Regions from separate parts of the Homo sapiens genome. Here all the other regions are linked to region 1. A link is a contact called in ENCODE Hi-C or POLR2A ChIA-PET data. All regions are on one chromosome and are shown on one strand. The core of a region is the stretch at or near the end of the contact, and the rest is flanking DNA. Distances in the headings are between cores, read along the strand shown.

Region 1 (2,624 bases), core at 93-2,592:
ACCAACAACAAACGGAATTAATAACTCTGAACACCAAAGAATGTACCTGCTCTTTCATTCAACCAGCTTTTATTAAACTATTACCTACCAGACACTGTGGGAGTTACTGGGATGTTGGGGTGTATAATTCTGGATCTGTGCCCTGGAGGAGCTTGTATGGGAAAGACAGACACTAAACAAACAGTTGCGACACCGTGGACTAGCCCTGTGCCAACAGCAGGAATGAGGTGATATGGGAGCCAATTCACCCACTTGGAGGCTCAAGAACAGGGGGATTTTGCCAGATGCAGCAGGGTGATGATAGGATTAGACAGGATGATAATGGAAGTCCAGAAATGTGAGTTACAGCCTGTAATCCCAGCACTTTGGGAGGCCGAGGCGGGTGGATCATGAGGTCAGGAGATCGAGACCATCCTGGCTAACAAGGTGAAACCCCGTCTCTACTAAAAATACAAAAAATTAGCCGGGCGCGGTGGCGGGCGCCTGTAGTCCCAGCTACTCGGGAGGCTGAGGCAGGAGAATGGCGTGAACCCGGGAAGCGGAGCTTGCAGTGAGCCGAGATTGCGCCACTGCAGTCCGCAGTCCGGCCTGGGCAACAGAGCGAGACTCCGTCTCAAAAAAAAAAAAAAAAAAAAAAAAGAAATGTGAGTTACAGCCACACCTTAAGGCACACCTCTCACTTCCTTAGTGCCCTATGAGAATGCCTGGCCCCTACGGCTGCAGAGCAGTACAAAGGTTAACGAGATGTGGGAAACCACTCAGAATTTTTATGCTAAAGTCATTACATTTGAGAGCGATTTCATATTGGCTGGACTTTGGTCTCAGTCAATATGATTTCATCTGGCACCATTTATGTTACCAACTTAAACTGGCTGCTATTTCCCCAAAAAAGTATTTCCCTAAAAATCTTCACATATATGTCTGCCTTTTCATCAATTAAGGAGTATTTACTGCACACCTCCATGTGTTCATATCCTATTTGACATCTATAAATGAATCTTAAAAAGTGCAACTAAGCAAGCGTGTATCAGTGGCATCCATCTTCTGGTTTTCCTTTTCATTTTGATTGGTTTGCTATTCAATATGTACGTGCAATTTTTTTCTTCAAGAAAGGATTCAGCCTATCACACTTGTCTGTGTTTTTGGTTTCTGTGGAAAGAGCCTAACATGCAGTGGACACCAGGATAATGGCATTTGGCAACAGAGGTCAATGCTACCTGTGGGGACTGGGGTTTCACTATCCCCAGGAAATGGACCTACATGTTAACAAGGAAAGTTTGCCATTTACCGGGCTTCTGATGGTAACAGATTTGAGAGAACTAGCTGGTGAGTGGCACCAACAAGAAGTCAGCGATCCATCCGGGGTGGCCCAGGCTCAGCCACACAAGAGAAACTGCACTGTCCTCTGCACCCACGTCTGACATTGGTCCTCCCGTGAAGCTTCATGGGGGTGAGGACCAATGCTCCAGGGAACTCCTCCAACACACAGGATCGGGCCCTCCCCCTCCTCATCTGAGTTATATCTGGGCTCTCTTTTTCTTTAAGGGGACAAAGGAGAAAGAATGCCAAGCTTACTGGTGCATTAAATGATTGAGAAATGTTTGCCATTTAAAGCTGTTTCACTTCCTGCCTGATACCACAAAGAAGCTTTTTAATGAAGTTAGCCTTTGCCTTTCTCAATGCCACTATGCGCCTGGCTTGTTTTGCCCACTTTCTGTTTTCAAAGCTAGGTATGATCAGGAAACACGTGGTTTCTATTGTTTCAAACAAGTAAATTTCAATTCAGTCAATTTAGGGGAAAAAGTCAGGGGGCGTCCAAAGGACAGGGTAGAGGGGCGGAGCATACGAGGATGGCCGAGGGGGCACAGACAGCAGGCAGCGGGGTCCAGGTCTTCACCCTGCTCTGAAGGGGCCTGGCTGCCCTAAGTCAGCCCAGGCTCCCACGGGAAGCTGAGCCCTCAGGCTTGGGGGGTACTATGGGCTCCCAGAGTAGGGCCCCCCTCATTCCACACGTGCCCTTGCTGACTAAACCCTAAGCCCCAGGGTTGGCACATGACTTTCCACAGCTACAGCCAAAAAGACAAACACCACAAATTGCTTCGTGACCCCTTGTCAAGAGTGCTCCCAAAATGAGAAAATCTATACCACAAGAGTCCTACCACTGGGACACAGCCAACTTCAGGACCAGCACGAAAGCCCTGGCCAAACCATCCTGCTGCTACTAAAGTATGAGTTGTCCATATGACTGACAGAATCTCTGGTTTAAAGTAACTGTGGCTACTGCTTCTTCAGTGCTTATGGGCATGTCGGGTACTTAGCACTTGGTGTACGCCTATTCATTTAATCTTCCCAGCATCTTGCAAGACAGGTGTCGCTATCTCTTTTTACAGATGAGGAAACAGAGACAGAAAGAAGCTAAGGAATTCCAAGGTATCTGGGTCAGCTGCTGATGCAGCCCTACCCAAGGTGTGAGAATGTAAGTCCATGCTCTGTATTACCAAGTACAGTGTTCCAGGGTTTTCTGTTCTGCCCCCACCTCCACCCCCAGCCAATACCTATGTTTGAAAAAGGCCCGTTTCTAGCAGCGTGTTCATATTTATTCATTAAGTACTTATGAAGGGTCC
Region 2 (2,624 bases), core at 67-2,566, 200 kb before region 1:
AATGTAAATGAGAAGTGATTGCAAGATTCCTGCAAGGTGCCGGGCGAAGTAACAATCCCACTGGGCAGTTCTCTCTCCATTTCCCATCCCCATGGGAAGCAGACACACATACCACTCACCATTCCTTCTTCGTGGCGTTCTTTCCTGGTGTGAATCCCAGGCCACGGGAGCACAGAGGAGGAAGTGACCACCGGGGACAAATAGTGGGCAGAGCAGGATGGACTTCAAAGAAGGATATTTTAAAGCTGAGGGATATAATCTGAAAGTGACACTTTTGAAGACTAAGCCAACTGGAGCTTCAGCTTGCTCTCACTTTCATGTCACCCTCAGGACAGGGCTGCCTCTGCCCATCCCTGGTTGCTACCAACAGCACTTTCAGATTTACAAGGGCTGTGTGAGGCTGGTGCTGGCTGGGGAGGAGGAACCCTCAGCTCATCTCAGGGCTCAGACAGGCAACATTCTCAATCACACACAGCAGCCTGCCATCCAGTCCAGAACCGTTCAGGACCAACTTGAAAAAGTGCCTGATTGCGGAAAGCAAGCCCCCAGCACATGCTCCTGGTCCAGGCTGGCACCCTGAGGCCTGGCTCCTGCTGGCCACAGCCTCACCCTCCCACCTCCTCCCGCACCCCAGCTGCCCTCTGCTGCACCACGAGGGTCTGTGGGAGAGAAAACAATCGTTCAGGGAAGATTGAAAACACCCCTCTTGCTTCTTGCCAGAGAATTTGCATTTTTGGAACAGGTTCTTATTTCTTTTTAAGGCTCAGAATGAGAAGCTTTTAGAAAAGCTAAAAATATCTGTTAACGAAGAAGCAAAAGAAAAAAAAAAACTATCCAGCTTTCTCTTCTTTCTGTGCAAAAGGCTCGGCAGCACCCGGAGGTGCAGAGTCAGCTTTTAGATTCTCTCGTGGGCTGAAAGTACTAGGGAGGAAAAGGTGTCATCGAGGCCTGGATCTTTTAGAAACAAAGATACACGGAGATAAAGATAAAAGAAACCCGAGAGCATGCTACAAAATCATAGGAGTTGAAAACCGAAAATGGTCTGTTAGAGTTAACTTAATATAAATTCCTTGTTTTACAACTAAAGAAACTAACATGCAAACAGGTAAGATGGCTTGCCCAGAGGGGAGGCACAGCAGCTGGGACTAGGAGCCCGACTTCCCCACCCCGGCCAGTGCCCCTTCCTTGCCTGGGAAGACCTCCCTCCCACCATCACAGCACTTGGACCTACAACCGTGAAAATGACTTTAGAGGATCTGGTCCAACCACTGCTAATAAGGTCACCAGCCTCAGCAGCAAGCTGCCTTCCATCCAAGCCTGGGTTTCCCAGCAGCCAGGATGAGTTGCCCCAACTCTGCCTCCTGGGGCCAGGCTTCCAGAACTCAGGGAAACACAAAGGCTTCTGATGGAGTTTCCACCTAGGACTTGGCGCATCAGTAAGAAGGTCATGAACTCGTTCAGGATCAGAAGCATTTAATTATTGGTGGACATTAGAGCTAGAAGGACCCTGCCCTCCATTTAAGCGACAGAAACAGAGGCCAAGAAGGGATATGGCTTGTCCAGGGGCACCAGCAGTTCAGTGGGATTCTGCTTTGACAGGGCTGGTCCTGCAGTCCCCTGCTGCCTCTGCCAAGCTTCTCCTTCGTTTGGATTTTTTGTCCTTCGTGTATTCTCCCAATCGATACCCTCTACCAAGTGCCTACTATGTACCAGGCGTGGTTCTAGTGCTAAGGATACAACATAGAGCAAGACAAGATTCCGACCCTGGGGATTTTATGTTCCACAAACCCCACGTGACCCACATCAGCCCATGAGACATGGGACTCCTGCACGGATGTAAGGAGGTTTCCCCACCCTGGCTTCCCCTAGAAAATGCTTTCCTTCAAGTATGTGCATCCTGTCCCATGGCTCCTGATCACCCTACAAGATGAAGCCCAAGTTCAAAGCCTCCATGACTGGTTCTGCCCACCTTTCCCACATTTCTTCCCCCACCCCCACCTGCCAAATTGTGCTGCAGTCACACAGATCCATAAGATCCACCTGGAACTCCTGCGTGGGGCATTGCTCAGCCTGCCACCCACCTGGGGCGCTTTTCTTCCTACTCTTCCTCTCCTACTCTGCGGACCCTCTTCCCAAAGCAAGGCGTGGGCCATTTGCTGCATTCTAATTGCATGTCTGATAGTCTGTGAAGTGCTTTACAGATGCTACATCACCTAACCCCACAGCGTCGCCGAAGAGACCACCGGCTCAGCCTTGCATGCCTGAGAATCACCTGGAGGCGCTGTAAAATATAACGCCCCCAGGTTCCACCCGAGATCCTCATGTATTTGGACTCTGGTGCTTAGGCATTAGAAGCTGTAAATGGTCCCCTTGGGATTTCAATGTGCAGCCAAGACTGAGGACAACTATAGTCTCTCCATTTTGCAAATAAAGAAGAGAGGTGCAAAAAAATTACCAAACATGCCAACATAAATTCATTGATTCCCATTTCTGTTAAAAAAGATAAAAAAGGCTAGGCACTGTGGCTCACACCTGTAATCCCAGCACTTTGGGAGGCCGAGGCAGGTGGATCACCTGAGCTCAGGAGTTCAGGACCAGCCTGGCCAACATGGTGAAACCCCGTC
Region 3 (2,624 bases), core at 81-2,580, 130 kb before region 1:
AGCGCCTCTGCCCATGGGAGACAGGAAAGAAGAACGTGGGTAGCAGGTGTCTGGGGAGCCTGCCTGGCTAGTATCGAAACAGGCCATGGAATGTAGGGTGGGGGGTGATTTCACCTTCATACCCCTCCTCCCCATTTCCCACAGGCACTTTTCAAATTTTCACACAGGTCACAGGGGTCTTCTGAAAATACAGATTCTGACTCCCTCGGAGCAGGGTAGGCCAGAGGCTTTGCATTGCCAACAAACTCAGGTAGTGCTAATGCCGCTGGCCCGTGGCCAGGTCTGGAAGGCTGGGTCAGGGGGAGGAAGGCTGAGTGAGGAGGCTAGTACATCTGTCAGGGTCCTGGCAGACCAAGATGGCGCATCCAAGGGCTATGGAAGAGCTTATTGAAGAGACTGTTTCCAGAGGGGCGAACAGGTTAAGGGAACCAACAGGGTGACTTAAAGACCCAGAAACTAGCAGCAGGAAGCTGCTACCTGGGTCTGAAGGGTGATGAGGAGATGGGTCTGGCCCTGGGAGAGGGGCCATCAGGGGAATCATCTCCAAGGGAATCATCTGGTGCCTGTGCCTCGGCTAAAGAGGTGCCCTCCCAGTGGCTGGTTTGTGTGGTCTCCTGCATATGGTGTTCAGCTACACCTTGGCCTCCTAAGCAAGGAAAGCCATGCCTCCTCTGGGCACCCTGTAACCACAGTCTCAAGGATCCCATGCCTCCAGTAACCTCCATCCTCTCCCACATGGAGCCACAAGAACCTGAGACCTCTTCTACACCTTCTAATGGACTCAGAAACCTGGAATGGGGTGAGGGTGACCTGCATCTTTCTCCCAGGCATATAATACTGTGGTCTCAGCTTGCCTCCTGCCTTCAGAAATCTCTGGACCCAAAATAGACAACAGCCTCTATGGCCGAGCACATCCTCCAACTGCAGGGAACCTGTGTGAAGCTCTCCTAAAGACTCCCCCAGATTCCACTTTGACAGCAGCACCAAGACGGGCCCCGGGACTTCTGGAGCTCAGCAAGTGTCCAGAGGGAGAAAGCTGCCAGGCTCCTCATGCTGCAGACACTTCCATGGGCCCTAATAATTCCCCTGGAGACCTGCCCTTGACTTCAAGGAAAGACACCACCTCTACTGTGGGACTCCCCCACCGCCAGACTCCATGTACCCAAGAACGCCAGCCACCCGACTTCCTGGGGATGGCAGTGGCAGGATGGTGGCTGCTGTTTATAGGGCCTATGGAAGGTGTCCAATATTAATTTCTAACACTCTCTTTAGAATATGAGAACACTTAACACATTTTGTTTTCAATTATGGGTCTTAGTTGCACGAGAAAAGCTTCATGCATCATCTTACTACAAATGAAACCAGAACATACCCGTAGATGGACTTGTTAACAATGCTGGTAAAAGTGTGGTTAGGAGAGGTTGCTGCACCTTCTCAGAGAAACGAGCTTTGGCTTTGGGTTTTATTGCAACTCTCACCTTTACTGCAACTGTAACTGAGTCTCGTTACAAATCCTGCACATTTACTCTTCCCAAGGGCCTTGTGTGTGACGGATACTCAAATATTTTTTGATGTTTGTAAAGCAACCCCATGTTCTTTGACACATGGATTTTAAGCATGTGATTAGAGGTCATAGCTGCAAAACCAGCTGGCGCCAGAGGTCCTTCCTCCTCCATCTGAAGCAGCAATTCCTCAGAGAGTCCATGGAGTTTGGGAGAAATGGACAAGAAAGAGTTGAAGGAAAGGGGATCCCCACAACGTCAGCTACACCAGCCAAATAAACAGAGGCCATGGGAGGGGTGACAGATGTTGCTGTCAAAACACATCATCATGAGCATTGTGACACTAAGCTGACAGTGTGTCTAGTAATAAGATTGACATATGAGGTTCAAGTCATACAATCTGGGAGGTTTAGTTGTAAAATGATCAAAATACATGCAATTTCTGCCAGGACCTCATCTCACCATATATTGTTGGAAGGCATCTGATTCCAACTATCCTGGCCACTCCTAATGGGTTTTTCTTCAAGCAAATTTTATGGCCTTCAGGCTCCAAGAAGCATGATATCCACTTTGTAAGTCCTTCCTAATTGGCTATCCACATTCCTACGCACTGCACCCTATCTCCCAGGGGCATGTGGTGGCTGTGGAAGGCCTGCTTTTTCATGATATCTGTTCAGCTGAGCATTCTCTTTGAGGACTAGGATCCAATTTCAGTCTGGACTGTTCATGGCATTATAACAACCATAATACCTAACAATCATGATGTGCTTACTGCATGCCACGCTCTGTTTTAAGAACATTACATGTGTTACTTCACTTAACCCTCCAACAATCATATGACGCGTGCAGATTAGGAAATTGAGGCACGAAGCTGGATAGACTACAGTGACCAGTGACAGGGTGAATCATTGAGACAGTGAAAAAAACAGAGATGAGGACTCGGTGCACCTGCTTTCTACTCCAAATTTCTATGGGTGATCTGTTATGTTTTCCCTCTCTGCTGACTAGTAGATGATAAATAACTCTGTATTTGCAAGAAGAATCTCTCAGGTGTCCATGCACAGTTCGCTTTCACTCTGTGAGTCTAACTGCAAGACTTCTTTAGGGAACATCACCCAACAG
Region 4 (2,624 bases), core at 94-2,593, 130 kb after region 1:
GTCTCCTGGTGGTGATGCTATAGCTGTCATCATGGCATTAACCCAACACATTACTCACGTGTTTAATGTAAACAAACCTACTGCGCTACCAGTTGTATAAAAATCTAGCACATAGAATTGTGAATAGTACATAATACTTGATAATGATAATAAATGACTATTATCATAATATAGTATGTTGTACTAATTTATGTACTTACTATATGTTTTATCGTTATTTTAGAGTATACTGCTTCCACCTTTTTTTTTTTTTTTTTGAGACGGAGCCTCGCTCTGTCACCCAGACTGGAGGGCAGTGGTGCAATCTCGGCTCCCTGCAACCTCTGCCTCCCAGGTTCAAGCGATTCTCCTGCCTCAGCCTCCCAAGCAGCTGGGATTTTAGGCACCCGCCACCACGCCCAGCTAATTTTTGTGTTTTTACTAGAGAAAGGGTTTCACCAGGTTGGCCAAGTTGGTCTCAAACTCCTGACCTCAGGTGATCCACCCGCCTCGGCCTCCCAAAGTGCTGGGATTACAGGCCTGAGCCACCGCACCCTGCCTCCTTCTACTTATTAAAAAGCAAAAGTTAACTATAAAACAGCCCCAGGCAGGTCCATCAGGAGATATTTCAGAGGAAGGCATTGCTATCATACCAGATGACAGCTCCATGTGTGTTTCTGCCCCTGAAGACCTTCCAGTGGGACAAGATGTGGAGATGCAAGACAGTGATATTAATGATCCTGACCCTGGGTGGGCCTAGGATAATGTGTGTGTGTTTTAGCTTTTAACAAAAAAGTCAAATTTTTAAAAATTTTTAAATAGAAAAAAAACGTATAGAATAAGGATATAAAATATTTTTGTAGAGCTGTACATTGTGTCTGTGTTTTAAGCTGTTATTACAAAAAAGTCAAAAAGTTGAAAAAATAGAAAGTTTATTAAGTAAAAATGTTACAATAAGCTAAGGTTAATTTATTATTGAAGCAAGAAATTTTTTTTTATAAATTTAACATAGCTGAAGTGTACAGTGTTTACAAAGTCTACAGGAATGTACACTAATATCTAAGCCTTCACACTCACTCACCACTCACTCACTCACTCACCCAAAGCAACTTCCAGTCCTGCAAGCTCCATTCACGGTAAGCATCCTAGATGGGTGTACTAGGTTTTCATCTTTTATGCCATATTCTTACTGGACCTTTTCTATATTTATATAAACACTTATTCATACCATTGTGTGACAATTGCCTAAAGTATTCAGCAAAGTGACATGCTGTTCGGGTTTGAAGACAAGGAGCAATAGGCTACACCACATAGCCCAGGTGTGTAGCGGGCTCTGCCAAAGGTGTGTGTGACTGCTCTGGGACGGCCTCACCATGGCATCACCTAATGATGCATTTCTGAGAACGGATCCCCGTCGTTAAGTGATGCTAACTATACTTACGAGTACATTGTGATGAGTCATTATTTACAGGTCATTTTAAACCCAAACAGTGATTTACAGGGACTCTATCTCCTAGAACTTTTGAATTTCCTACAGACAGTCACAAGAAAAACATTAAGATGAACTTAGAGAACAAGCTGAGTGCTTTCTCCTTGCATTTCATAACAAAAGGCAATGTTCATAGGGGGATTTCAGATAGTGTGTTGATTTAGGGAGAAAAATCACATTGCTTGAAGAATTCAAATCAAACTATAGGTTCAAATACTCTACTACCTAATCAGAGATTTCTATTTACACCCAAATAGGAACGGTCAAACCTGAATTATTATTATTATTTATCATAAACCTAAAGTCCCGGCTTGAGTAATTCATAGGCACAAAGTGTGGCAGCTACAGTCGCCTATATGTCCCGCCAGTCACTAAAACAGGCACAGTTCTTCATCCACACGCCATTTCCTCTCTGCCCTTCTTTGTACCAAAGATCACTGTGTCCAAGAAAAGCATTCTCAGGAGGCCCGAAACTGTGCTGTGGGCAGAAAATCAGCTTTCTGAAACCCTGAAGCTACTACATGTTTGCTCTTGGTTGAAACTGTGCTCTGAAACCTCCCCGTAAAAGCTTCCACTGGGCCTGGGCCCTAGAGAAGGTGATAACATGTGGAGGACTGAGGCTTCTTCAGATGAGGGGAAACAGAGTCTGTGCAGGTAGACGACATCTGCTTCTCCCTAAGGCGCTGGGTTCTAACTCACTCTCCCTTCAGTTTAACCCAGAATGAGTCCCAGGAGCGAAGCCCTTGCTCCAGTCATCTTAACACCAAGATGACAGGGGGAAGATCAGAGGTGGGAGAGACAGTCAGGAGCCCTGTCCAAGAAGTGCCCTTGGTAGAGGGTCCTGCAGACCTTGGACCACCCGGGCATGACACCAGTCAGCGCCCCACAGGCAGCTCTAAAGGCCTGTGTTCTCTCTTGGGATGGGCTGAAACTCGTTGCACTGTCACTTTGCACACAGGTCCAAGCTTTATGCTACAAAGCAGCATGCAGACCAAGCCTGCCTCAAGTTCACGTGAAAGTCCCTCAGATTCATGAATACATCAACCCTGTCTAGGCCATTGCTTCAGGGACACTGAGAACAGATGAAACCAGGGGGTAGAGATTAAAAGACACCAAATTCCAACCTTCATCTTCGTCTCTGAGTCTGTCACTTAGG

Evidence for each region. Hi-C counts contacts between places; a loop is a spot of excess contacts on that map. ChIA-PET counts read pairs that join two places held with the same protein, here RNA polymerase II (POLR2A). Pooled maps may share reads with other maps.
Region 2: a loop to region 1 is called in a map with no recorded cell type, with 4 times the contacts of the local background. The contact joins two enhancer-like sites. A Hi-C loop is called at or near these places in 1 of 37 single-sample maps with no recorded cell type and 2 of 50 pooled maps. POLR2A ChIA-PET finds 5 or more read pairs at or near these places in 2 of 52 experiments (GM12878 and OCI-LY7).
Region 3: a loop to region 1 is called in a map of natural killer cell, with 1.8 times the contacts of the local background. The contact joins two enhancer-like sites. A Hi-C loop is called at or near these places in 1 of 168 maps with a recorded cell type or tissue (natural killer cell) and 7 of 50 pooled maps. POLR2A ChIA-PET finds 5 or more read pairs at or near these places in 1 of 52 experiments (CD4-positive, alpha-beta T cell).
Region 4: a map of GM12878 shows a loop between it and region 1 (2.5-fold over the local background). The contact joins two enhancer-like sites. A Hi-C loop is called at or near these places in 1 of 168 maps with a recorded cell type or tissue (GM12878), 19 of 37 single-sample maps with no recorded cell type and 12 of 50 pooled maps.

What each region holds. Positions count from the first base shown.
Region 1 is chr2:8,476,334-8,478,957 of GRCh38, forward strand. No RefSeq gene overlaps it. Among named protein-coding and RNA genes, the nearest start is that of LINC01814, 110 kb to the right of the region's middle. Within about 2 kb of position 1,343, at least 12 of the 41 ENCODE cell types and tissues checked have a DNase peak (open chromatin) inside an H3K27ac peak, as active enhancers do; they include GM12878, OCI-LY7 and natural killer cell, where a contact is called at or near this core.
Region 2 is chr2:8,277,620-8,280,243 of GRCh38, forward strand. All of the region lies in intron 7 of LINC00299 (long intergenic non-protein coding RNA 299), which reads right to left. Among named protein-coding and RNA genes, the nearest start is that of LINC00299, 49 kb to the right of the region's middle. RefSeq lists an enhancer at 112-613 and a silencer at 348-397. Within about 2 kb of position 1,317, at least 3 of the 41 ENCODE cell types and tissues checked have a DNase peak (open chromatin) inside an H3K27ac peak, as active enhancers do; they include GM12878 and OCI-LY7, where a contact is called at or near this core.
Region 3 is chr2:8,345,086-8,347,709 of GRCh38, forward strand. No RefSeq gene overlaps it. Among named protein-coding and RNA genes, the nearest start is that of LINC00299, 18 kb to the left of the region's middle. Within about 2 kb of position 1,331, at least 2 of the 41 ENCODE cell types and tissues checked have a DNase peak (open chromatin) inside an H3K27ac peak, as active enhancers do; they include natural killer cell, where a contact is called at or near this core.
Region 4 is chr2:8,604,453-8,607,076 of GRCh38, forward strand. The region is part of intron 2 of LOC105373411 (a long non-coding RNA gene); the gene reads right to left. Among named protein-coding and RNA genes, the nearest start is that of LINC01814, 22 kb to the left of the region's middle. Within about 2 kb of position 1,344, at least 4 of the 41 ENCODE cell types and tissues checked have a DNase peak (open chromatin) inside an H3K27ac peak, as active enhancers do; they include GM12878, where a contact is called at or near this core.